Linked DNA regions of Homo sapiens: region 2 is linked to region 1. Evidence: chromatin loops called from intact Hi-C (ENCODE). Cell type or tissue: transverse colon. All regions are shown on one strand.

What was found. Hi-C counts contacts between places; a loop is a spot of excess contacts. Peaks named below come from ENCODE experiments on the same cell type or tissue, not always from the same donor. Only the 100,000 strongest peaks of a DNase experiment are listed, where the experiment ranks them.
Region 2: a loop joins it to region 1, with 7 times the contacts of the local background. A loop is called at or near these places in 1 of 110 quality-filtered maps.

Annotation. Positions count from the first base shown.
Region 1 is chr19:18,476,033-18,481,032 of GRCh38, forward strand. The region is part of intron 1 of ELL (elongation factor for RNA polymerase II); the gene reads right to left. Among named protein-coding and RNA genes, the nearest start is that of ISYNA1, 40 kb to the left of the region's middle. RefSeq lists enhancers at 439-1,266, 2,522-3,424, 2,838-2,907. In transverse colon, no CTCF peak of the experiment used is centred here; DNase peaks (open chromatin) are centred at 3,059 and 4,169; H3K27ac peaks cover 5,000 bases.
Region 2 is chr19:18,959,838-18,964,837 of GRCh38, forward strand. No RefSeq gene overlaps it. Among named protein-coding and RNA genes, the nearest start is that of HOMER3, 21 kb to the left of the region's middle. In transverse colon, no CTCF peak of the experiment used is centred here; no DNase peak of the experiment used is centred here; H3K27me3 peaks cover 2,622 bases.

The DNA.
Region 1 (5,000 bases):
CACCAAGGCAGAATGGCCCAGCCCACCCCACTCAGGGAGCCCCCACAAACTCATGGCACCAGTCCTCATGGGCCCCAGGAGCACACGACCAAGGCCAGGTGGGAAGGGTATTCTGGAGGAGGGAGCAGCAGGGGACTGGAGCAGGAACTCAGTGCAGCAGCTGCAGAGAGCAGGTGGGCCCCGTCTCTCGCGGTGCAAACCTCTGCAGAGGGGTCGGCCCGGGGCTAACACAAGCACCCTGTCTACTGTCCATGCGAGGCCTCTGCATGTGCAGCTGTGAGCCAGGGATGAGGGCTCAGAAAACAGTGATGATGCTGAGGCCAGTTAGGGTGACAAGGGACAGGAACCAGTTAGGGTGCACAACCCCCCCAAGGAACTGTGCCAGGGCAGCCCCAGCTGTGCAAGGCTGAGGGTGACAGGCCTTGAACACACTGGCCCTCCCACCCACCCCGTGGCTCCATGCTCCCTGTGGGCCACGCCATCCAGTGAGGCATTTAACCAGGTTCTGGTAGCTGACTGTCAGGTGGGTCACCTTCAAGACTCCTTTCTTGCCAAGTCGCTTATCCCCCAAGGGTATGGAGAACAAGACTTCATGCCTCAGAGGAGAAGGGCTGAGGGGCCACAGAGCCAGCCTTTCTCTATGATGCCAGGAGGGCTAACCTCAAGTGCCTGTCCCCATGAGAGGTGGCCGTCATCATGGCCAGGCTCCCAGCCACTCTGGCTCACACTGTATCCCCACCCTCCAGCAGGAGACCAGGCCCTTGTTAACAACAGAGCAATTCACTCCTAACATCACGCACGCATGAGGGTGACAGACACAGGACGCACCCAGCCATTAACAGACACGGGCACTAAGGCTAACTCCCGTCTAAATCATGGCCAGCCCTGTGCGGACCATCGGGCAGGGACCCACCTCATAAGAACGCCATGTGGTATCTATAAGCAGAACCCTACAGACACGTGAAGCAGCAGGAAAACGAGACTCCTAAGCCAGGGGGAAAATGAGTCGGCACAAAGACGTGGGAAGCACAGAGATGCCGACTGAACAGACAGGGGCTTTGGGACAGCTACTGTGAACTTGGAATGCTCCAAGCCTAAAGGAAAACAGCTGAAGAGGAAGACGTACGGGTATCGTGAGAGAGCCACGAGGGGCTTCTGGAGCTGAGACACGGAGGATCGGAATGAAACGGCCACTAGGTGGAAGTCACAGCAGGCACCACAGAAGAAAAGGGCAGCGAACTTGAAGACAAAGCCACAGGAGCCACCTAGATGAATCCCACAGTAAGAAGCCTACAGGAAACGAACACCACCTCGGTGACCTGCGGACGACAGCAGGGGATCCCACGTGCAAGTAACTGGAGTCCTGAGGGCAGGCGGGGGATCTGAGAAAAGAGTGGCCAGAGATTCCCAAATGTAACAAATGCTATAAATCCACAGACCCAAGAAGCCTTGTCAACCCCCAGCAGGAAAACTACCAGGTCGTGGCGCATCATGAGCAAATCAGCACAGCCACAACAGTCGCCCCAAGTGCCGAGGTGCCGACACTGCACATCAGGAGCCAGCCCCGACACTGGGAGGGCATCTTCAAAGTGCTGAGGGAGAAACACCGCCAGACCACAATTCCATGCCCAGTGAAAAGAGAAAGGGAAATAAAGATTCGCTCAAACAAATGCTGAGAGAATCTTCTGTCAGCATCTGGCCTGCACTGTGAGGAAGGTTCTAGAAGTTCTTCAGAAGGAGGGAGAGTGACCCTAAATGGACCTATGGATTTGCAGAGGATGACGCGGGCACAGTGAGCATGCATGAATAGAAAAGGCTTTTTTCTTATGATGTTTCTGCAAAAGATCATTCAAGGCATAAATTACGGTAGTGAGGCTGGGGTTTTGAATGTGGGGTGCTAAATAGATGGTGATGAGAACACAAGGACTGGGTGGGGGGGATGAGAAAAAACACAGAAAGCAGCTGGGGTGCAGTGCCCTGACAAGCCAATCAAGGGCCCAGGAGGTGAGTGTCGGCTGCAGACAGGCAGAGCCAGCTAGGTCCCTTCACGGTGGGACCAGCTGTCACCCTCTGTGCTCACCAGCCTGGCCTGGTGGGGACGCCTGACAGCATGTGGCCCACCACACCCTCTTCTGGCTGCTCCCTCCAGAGCCAACATGCGTGGTGTCATGGCCGAACCCTTGTCAGGGGGGCCAAGCGCCTCGTTACCTCATCTATGAAGCAGGACAGAGGGTCAGGAACAGACTGTAGCACAGGTGATTTCCCTGCTGCCTTAGAAGCTTTGGGGTTGGCCTCAGGCTGCATTAATTAAATAACGGGGTAACTCAGTAGCACATGACACCTGCAGGGTACTGCCCATCTCACACCCAAGAACACCCAGCAGGGGAGAGCCATGCCTCAGGCCACCGCCTGCCCAGTCTCTGTAGACCCTCTGAGGGGTCATCACCCCCACAAGTCCTCTCAGGCCCTCGAGTGGCAAAAATCCAACTTTCATTACCCAGCATGAGGTATGGAACTGGGAGCTCCTGAGATACAAAGTCACCCCCGCTGCTGTACTTCAGGCCAGGGCCCCAGGTGGGAGCTGGGGAGCCTGGTAGGGCCGCCACAGCTGGCCTGACACAGTCAGCAGGTCAGCTGGGTCTTCAAGGCCGGACAGGCAGGCACTGAGCTGTGCCGAGGCTGGTGCTCCCCAGACCCAACTGGACTTCAGACCCTGACTCGGAGAACAGACCTCAACACAGCAGGGCAGTGATGCCTGCGCCCTGCGGTCACTTGGCCTGGGCGCCCACTGGGGCTACTGAACACAGACTGGGAGACTCCTGTAGGCAGCTCCCCCTCAATGAGGACACTCCTGTAAAGACAGCAATGCCTTTGGGAAAAGGGTCGAGGGTGCAGAGCCTGGGAGGCAGTGAGAGTCCTCAATGCTGAGACAGAGGAAAGGGTGAGGAGGAACCTCTCCAGGGCCAGAATCCCCTGATCCTCTCCCCTCCGGCAAAGAGCACTTCCGGGGATGAAGCAACAGGAAGTGGCTTACGAAATCCACCTCCAGGCCGAGTGACCAGTTTACAGGAAGTGTGGTGGGTGAATCTTCCCCAGGGCACGAGGCAATGTCTGGAGCCATTTCTGGTCCTCACCACTGAGGGCGGGGACAGTCCCCACCATCTGGCTCGGGGGAGGCCAGGGATGCTGCTCAGCACACTGCAGGCAACACAGAACCTCCTGCCCCAAATGTCAAGCAGTGCAGGGGCTGAGAAGCCCTGGGCTGACCCTGCCACGGGAAGCGACCATCAGAGCAGAAAGCAGAAAAATCTATGGGAAAAAAGACCTGCTCCCTTCAACAAATATAAAATATAAATGGAAAAGTTACGGGTGAAGAAGAACGTATCTGATTGTTGGCCAGGCATGGTACCTCACACCTGTAATCCCAGCATTTTGGGAGGCTGAGGCAGGTGGACTGCTTGAGGTCAGGAGTTCAAGACCAGCCTGACCAACATGGTGAAACTCCATCTCTACTAAAAATACAAAAATTAGCCAGGCATGGTGGCATACGCCTATAATCCTAGCTACTCGGGAGCCTGAGGCAGGAGAACTGCTTGAACCCGGTAGGCGGAGGTTGCAGTGAGCTGAGATCAAGCCACTGCACTCCAGCCTGCACGACAGAGTGAGACTCCATCTCAAAAAAAAAAAAAAAAAAAAATCTAGGATTGTTTTAAAAACTCTCCAGCAAAGACAGAAACTAGGGAGAGGGCACAGTGAAGAGATGAGACACACAGACAGATGGACGGGGCCCAATCTGGCCAGGTCCCAGGATACCTGCTACCAGCCTGGGGACAATGAGGCCCAAGGCAGCAGGTGCCAAGGCTGCCCCAAAGACACATGATCCTTCCCACCACCCTCCAGAAGCACCCACTCAGCAGAAGTGCCCACTCTCCCCAGGCAGCACGTTCTCCCTGCTGTCTACTGGGCAAGGCCTGCCACCCCACCCCTGATGCAGGAAATGACAGAAAGGAATGCATCTGTTCCTTCTTCAGAAGTCCATCTTGCTGACTCTCCCAAGCACCAGTGTCAGCACACACGTCCTGATCTTACAGAGCTGGGTCACCCTGCCAAGCCACGGCGTGTGGTCCAGCAGAGGGAAGGTGAAGTCCCGGGAAGAGCCCTGGACGGTGGCCTCCCCACAACAGGCCCCCCCTTTCCAGTAAAGCACAAATGATTGGGAAACGCTATTCAGGAATCCTCCTTGAGACTTCCTGGCAGGACTGGAGCAGGACATTGAGGCCACGGAGAGTTTAGACAGTGACTGAGTGGGGCTGTCTCCGTGAACTACAAAACAAAGGAAGATCTGCCCAGTGAGCTTGGTTGGCTCAGGGACGAGCTAGGGAACTTGGACAGACACATTGTGGACCTCACTGGTTCCAGCCTAGGGAACCAGGTGGCCACGGTCAGGGCAGAGCAGAGGGCAGGACCCACGGCAGCTCCTCTGCCAGCCTGGGAGGACAGATGGTGTGTTCAGCAGGCCAGGTGGGCCTGTAAGAGCAGGAAAGGGACTCCAACTGGCTACAAGCCAAGTGTAATTCAGTGGCCGGCATAGCAAGTATTTTTTTTCTTTCTTTCTTTTTGGAGATAAGCTCTCACTCTGTCACCCAGGCTGGAGTGCGGTGGTGTGAACACGGCTCACTGCAGCTTCGACCTTCTAGGCTCAGGTGATCCTCCTGCCTCAGCTCCCGAGTAGCTGGGACCACAGGCACACACCAACACACCTGGCTAATTTTTCTATTTTCTGTAGAGATAGGGTTTTGCCATGTTGCCCAGGCTGGACTTGAACTCCTAGGTTCAAGCAACTCGACAGACTCAGCCTCCCAAAGTGCCAGGATTACAGGTGTGAGCCACCGCACCCAGCCCGCAGCAGATATTTCTATCTGCATTCACGAAGGTGCATAGAAAGCTTATGGAAAAGGGTTTTTCAGAAATCTTGTAGACAAAAATATGCAGATTGCCCA
Region 2 (5,000 bases), 480 kb after region 1:
ATCTCTACTAAAAATAAAAAAATTAGTTGGGTGTGGTGGCGCACACCGATAGTCCCAGCTACTTGGGAGACTAAGGTGGGAGAATCACTTGAGCCTGGGATCAAGGCTGCAGTGAGCCGTGATCAACCTCTGCACTCCAGCCTGTGTGACAGAGTGAGGCTCTGTTTCAAAACACCACCAATGACAAGAAAACCCATGACCGTCCGGGCGCGGTGGCTCGTGCCTGTAATCCCAGCACTTTGTGAGGCCGAGGTGGATGGATCCTGAGATCAGGGGTTTGAGACCAGCCTGGCCAACATGGTGAAACCCCATCACCACTAAAGATACAAAAAATTAGTCGGGCGTGGTGGCACGTACCTGAAATCCCAGCTACGTAGGAGGCTGAGGTAGGAGAATCGCTTGAACCCGGGAGGTGGAGGTTGCAGTGAGCCGAGATCGTGCCATTGCACTCTAGTCTGGGCAACAGAGCAAGACTCCGTCTCAAAAAAAAAAAAAAAAAGAAAATCCATGAGCACTCAGACCTGCAGCCAGTGAAGGCAAGGTAGAGATGGGACCCCACCCTTCAGCCTGTGTCTTACATTTTTAGGGGGCTAATTTAATTTAGAATGTCCAGCAGGGAAGTGTGTCTAGCTGTCCAGTGAGGGGAGCCTCAAGCTATCTTCCCACCTCAGCCTCCCAAACCACTGGGATTACAGGCATGAGTCACTGTACCTGGCCTGAAGGTCCCTTTTACAGATAAGAAAACTGAGGTTCAGGGCCGGCTTCTGCCCCTGCCCAACCTGCTGGCTTCTTCCTCAGCCAGCCCTCTCCAACTACTGCCTATTTCTTTTTTTCTTTCTTTCTCTTTTTTTGAGACGGAGTCTCGCTCTGTCAACAAGGCTGGAGTGCAATGGCATGATCTCGGCTTACTGCAACCTCTGCCTCCCAGGTTCAAGTGATTCTCCTGCCTCAGCCTCCTGAGTAGCTGGGATTACAGGCATGCACCACCATGCCCGCATAATTTTTTTTTTTTTTTTTTTTTGAGACGGAGTCTCGCTCTGTCTCCCAAGCTGGAGTGCAGTGGCGCGATCTCGGCTCACTGCAAGCTCCGCCTCCCGGGTTCACGCCATTCTCCTGCCTCAGCCTCCCGAGTAGCTGGGGCTACAGGCGCCCGCCACCACACCGGGCTAATTTTGTTTTTGTATTTTTAGTAGAGACGGGGTTTCACCGTGTTAGCCAGGATGGTCTTGATCTCCTGACCTCGTGATCCGCCCGCCTTGGCCTCCCAAAGTGCTGGGATTACAGGCGTGAGCCACAGCGCCCGGCTCTTTTTTTTTTTTTTTTTGAGACAGAGTCTCACTGTTGCCCAGGCTGGAGTGCAGTTGCGCCATCTCGGCTCACTGCAACCTCCGCCTCCTGAGTTCAAGCGATTCTCCTGCCTTGGCCTCCCTAGTAGGTGGGATTACAGGCGTGCACAACCATGCCCTGTTAATGTTTGTATTTTTAGTAGAGACGGGATTTCACCATGTTGGCCAGGCTGGTCTCGAACTCCTGACCTCAGGTGATCCACCCGCCTCAGCCTCCCAAAGTGTTGGAATTACAAGTGTGAGCCATCATGGCCAGCCACTACTGCCTATTTCTGCATCTCCTGTTCCAGACAAACGGAAGAAACAAGGCCATTTATTGAGCGCCGGTGATATGCTGAGCGCTCAACCTGCATCCTCAAAGATCGTCGATCCAACAGCCTGCTAGGAGTGGATCAATCGAGTCACAGAGGGGGCTCGACCCCCACTCACTGTAGAGAGGGGAAAGCTGAGGTTCAGAGGTGAAACGATACTCCCGGGGTCACACGGCAAGGACATGTAGGGGCAGGTTTTGGGACGAGGCTATTCCTGCATCCACGGTATAGAAAGAAGGCGGGGCGCAAAGGTCAGCCGGTGCTAGGGACCAGACAGCGGCCCATAGGGAGGAGTGGACTTGGGTCCAGGATGCGCCTGATGGGGCGGGGCTATCTTTATTGGGTGGGCAGTGCAGGACCAGGCTGCCCCATCAGGTGGAAGCGGGGCGAAGTGCACCTGTGCAGAGGGTTTGGGGGCGTGGCTAGAGGCTGAGATGCGCCGGGTGGGCTGGGGCTGGGGCTGGGGCTGGGCGGAGCGGGCGGCTCAGCACTGCAGCGGAAGAGCTTTCTTGCTACACGCAGTTGAGGCTAAGCTACCAGCAGGATGAAAGGATCCTGCTGTGGGTGATCGTGCACAAATAAGGCTGCGAGGTCACGTCGTCCATGCACTGAGAGAAACGAGAGGACCCCCGGCCTCAGCTCCTAGTCCAGCAAATGGAGGCACCATCCTTGACTCCTGTCTGTGCCTGTCTGCGCCTCAGCAAGCCTCAGTCTCCATATCTGTCGAATGGGCATGCCATCCCCGAGATGGAAGGGACCTTTTGTGCACCAGAGCTGGTCCCTTCCTTGTGCCCCCACAGCCTCAGAATAAAGCCAAACACCTCACCTGTCCACCCTCAACTCCCTCCACCATCCCCCTTATTCACTGTACTCCAGCCACAGGCTTCCCAGTTGGTCTTTGCACAGGGCAACAACATTACCGCCCCAGAGCCTTTGCATATGCTATCTGAGCCGCCTACTCTCAGTTCTTCCCTATGACTAACTGCTCCTTTAGGAGTCGACTAAATGCTACCATCCTGGCCAAAATAGCCTCCCCTCTCTGCAGTTTCAAATCCATGGAGGGAGTGGATTTTGGGCTAACTGGATACTACTACAAAAAATATACATATATATGCCCGGTGCAGTGGCTCACGCCTGTAATCCCAGCACTTTGGGAGGCCGAAGCAGGCGAATCACCTGAGGTCAGGAGTTCGAGACCCATCTGGCCAACATGGCAAAACCCCATCTCTACTAAAAATACAAATAAATTAGCCGGCTATGGTGGCACACGCCTGTAATCCCAGCTACTTGGGAGGCTGAGGCAGGGGAATCGCTTGAACCGGCGAGGCGGAGGTTGCAATGAGCCAAGATCGCGCCACTGCACTCTCTGGGGGATAGAGCGAGACTCTGTCTCCAAAAAAATAAAATAATAATTCCAAATGGACCTGAGATGTGAATATGCACCCTGCGAACACTAGAAGAGGCTATGTGCAGCCAGGTGTAGTGGCGCATGCCTGTAATCCTAGCATTTTGGGAGACTGAGGCAGGTGGATCACCTGAGGTCAGGAGTTCGAGACCAGCCTGGCCAACATGGTGAAACACTGTCTCTACTAAAAATACAAAAACTTAGCCGGTCATGATGGCAGGTGCCTGTAATCCCAGCTACTCCAGAGGCTGACCCAGAAGAATTGCTTGAACCCGGGAGGCAGAGGTTGCAGTGAGCCGAGGTCGTGCCACTGTACCCCAGCCTGGGCAACAAGAGCAAAACTCCGTCTCAAAAAAGAATAATAATAATAAGAGGGTATGTGTGCATTTCTGTAAGGTCTGGGAAGGGAAAGAGCTTTCATAATGATCAATCAGAGCCCAGGAGCAACAATGGGAAGGACGTGTGTATTCATACATGTATGTGTGTGTGTAAGAGTAAAATAGGCCGGGTGCGGTGGCTCATGCCTGTAATCCCAGCACTTTGGGAGGCCGAGGCAGGCAGATCACTTGAGGTCAGGAGTTCGAGACCAGCCTGGCCAACATGGTAAACCCTGTGTCTACTAAAAATACAAAAATTAGCCAGGCATGATGGTGCGTGCCTGTAATCCCAGGCACTCAGGAGGCTGAGGCATGAGAATCACTTGAACCCAGGAGGCGGAGGTTTCAGTGAGCCGAGATCACGCCATTGCACTCCAGCCTGGGGGTCACAGCGAGACTCTGTCTAAAATACAAAAAACAAAAAAAGAGTAAAATAAAACCTTTGGCCAGGCACAGTGGCTCATGCCTGAAATCCCAAAGCCTTTGAAGGCTGAGGCAAGAGGATCACTTGAGGCCAGGAGTTCGAGATGAACCTGGGCAATATAGCAAGACTCTGTCTCTACAAAAAATAAAAAATTAACTAGGCACATTGGTACGTGCCTGTAGTCCCAGCTATGCGTGAAGCTGAGGTAGGAGGATCACTTGAGCCCAGGAGTTTGAGGTTACAGTGAGCTGTGATTGTGCCACTGCAACTGCACTCCAGCCTGGGAGACAGAGTGAGAACCTGTCTCAAAATAATAATAATAGGCCAGGCCTGGTGGCTCACGACTGTAATCCCAGAACTTTGGGAGGTTGAGGTGGGCGGATCATGAGGTCAGGAGTTCAACACCAGCCTGGCAAACATGGTGAAACCCAGTCTCTACTGAAAATACAAAAATTAGCCAGGCGTGGTGGCGGGTGCCTGTAACCCCATCTACTGGGGAGGCTGAGGCAGGAGAATCGTTTGAACCCGGGAGGCAGAGGTTGCAGTGAGATGACATCACGCCATTGCACTTCAGCCTGGGCGATAAGAGCGAGACTCCGTCTCAAAAAACAAAAAACAACACCAAAACAACAAACAACAACAACAACAACAACAAAATAATAATAATAATAATAATGCATTGAACAATGATCATGAGTTTTAAAAAATGAAAAAAACCAAAACAAAACAATGAGCTGGGGCCAGGTGCTGTGGCTCATACCTATAATCCCAGCACTTTGGGAGGTTGTGGTCGTGATACAGGAGATAGAAATTATTTTGGCAGACAGTGAGGGTAAAAGAGTCCTGGGAATTTCTCTTTTAACAAAAAGCAGCCCCCCAAATCATTTCTTTCTTTTTTTAATTTTTATTTTTTGAGACGGAGTTTCGTTCTTGTCACCCAGGCTGTAGTGCAGTGGCACGATCTTGGCTCACTGCAACCTCTGCCTCCCTGGTTCAAGCAATTCTGTCTCAGCCTCCCGAGTAGCTGGGATTACAGGCGTGTGCCACCATGCCCGGCTAATTTTTGTATTTTTAGTAGAGACGGGGTTTCACCATGTTGGCCAGGCTGGTCTCAAACTACTGACTTCAGGCGATCCA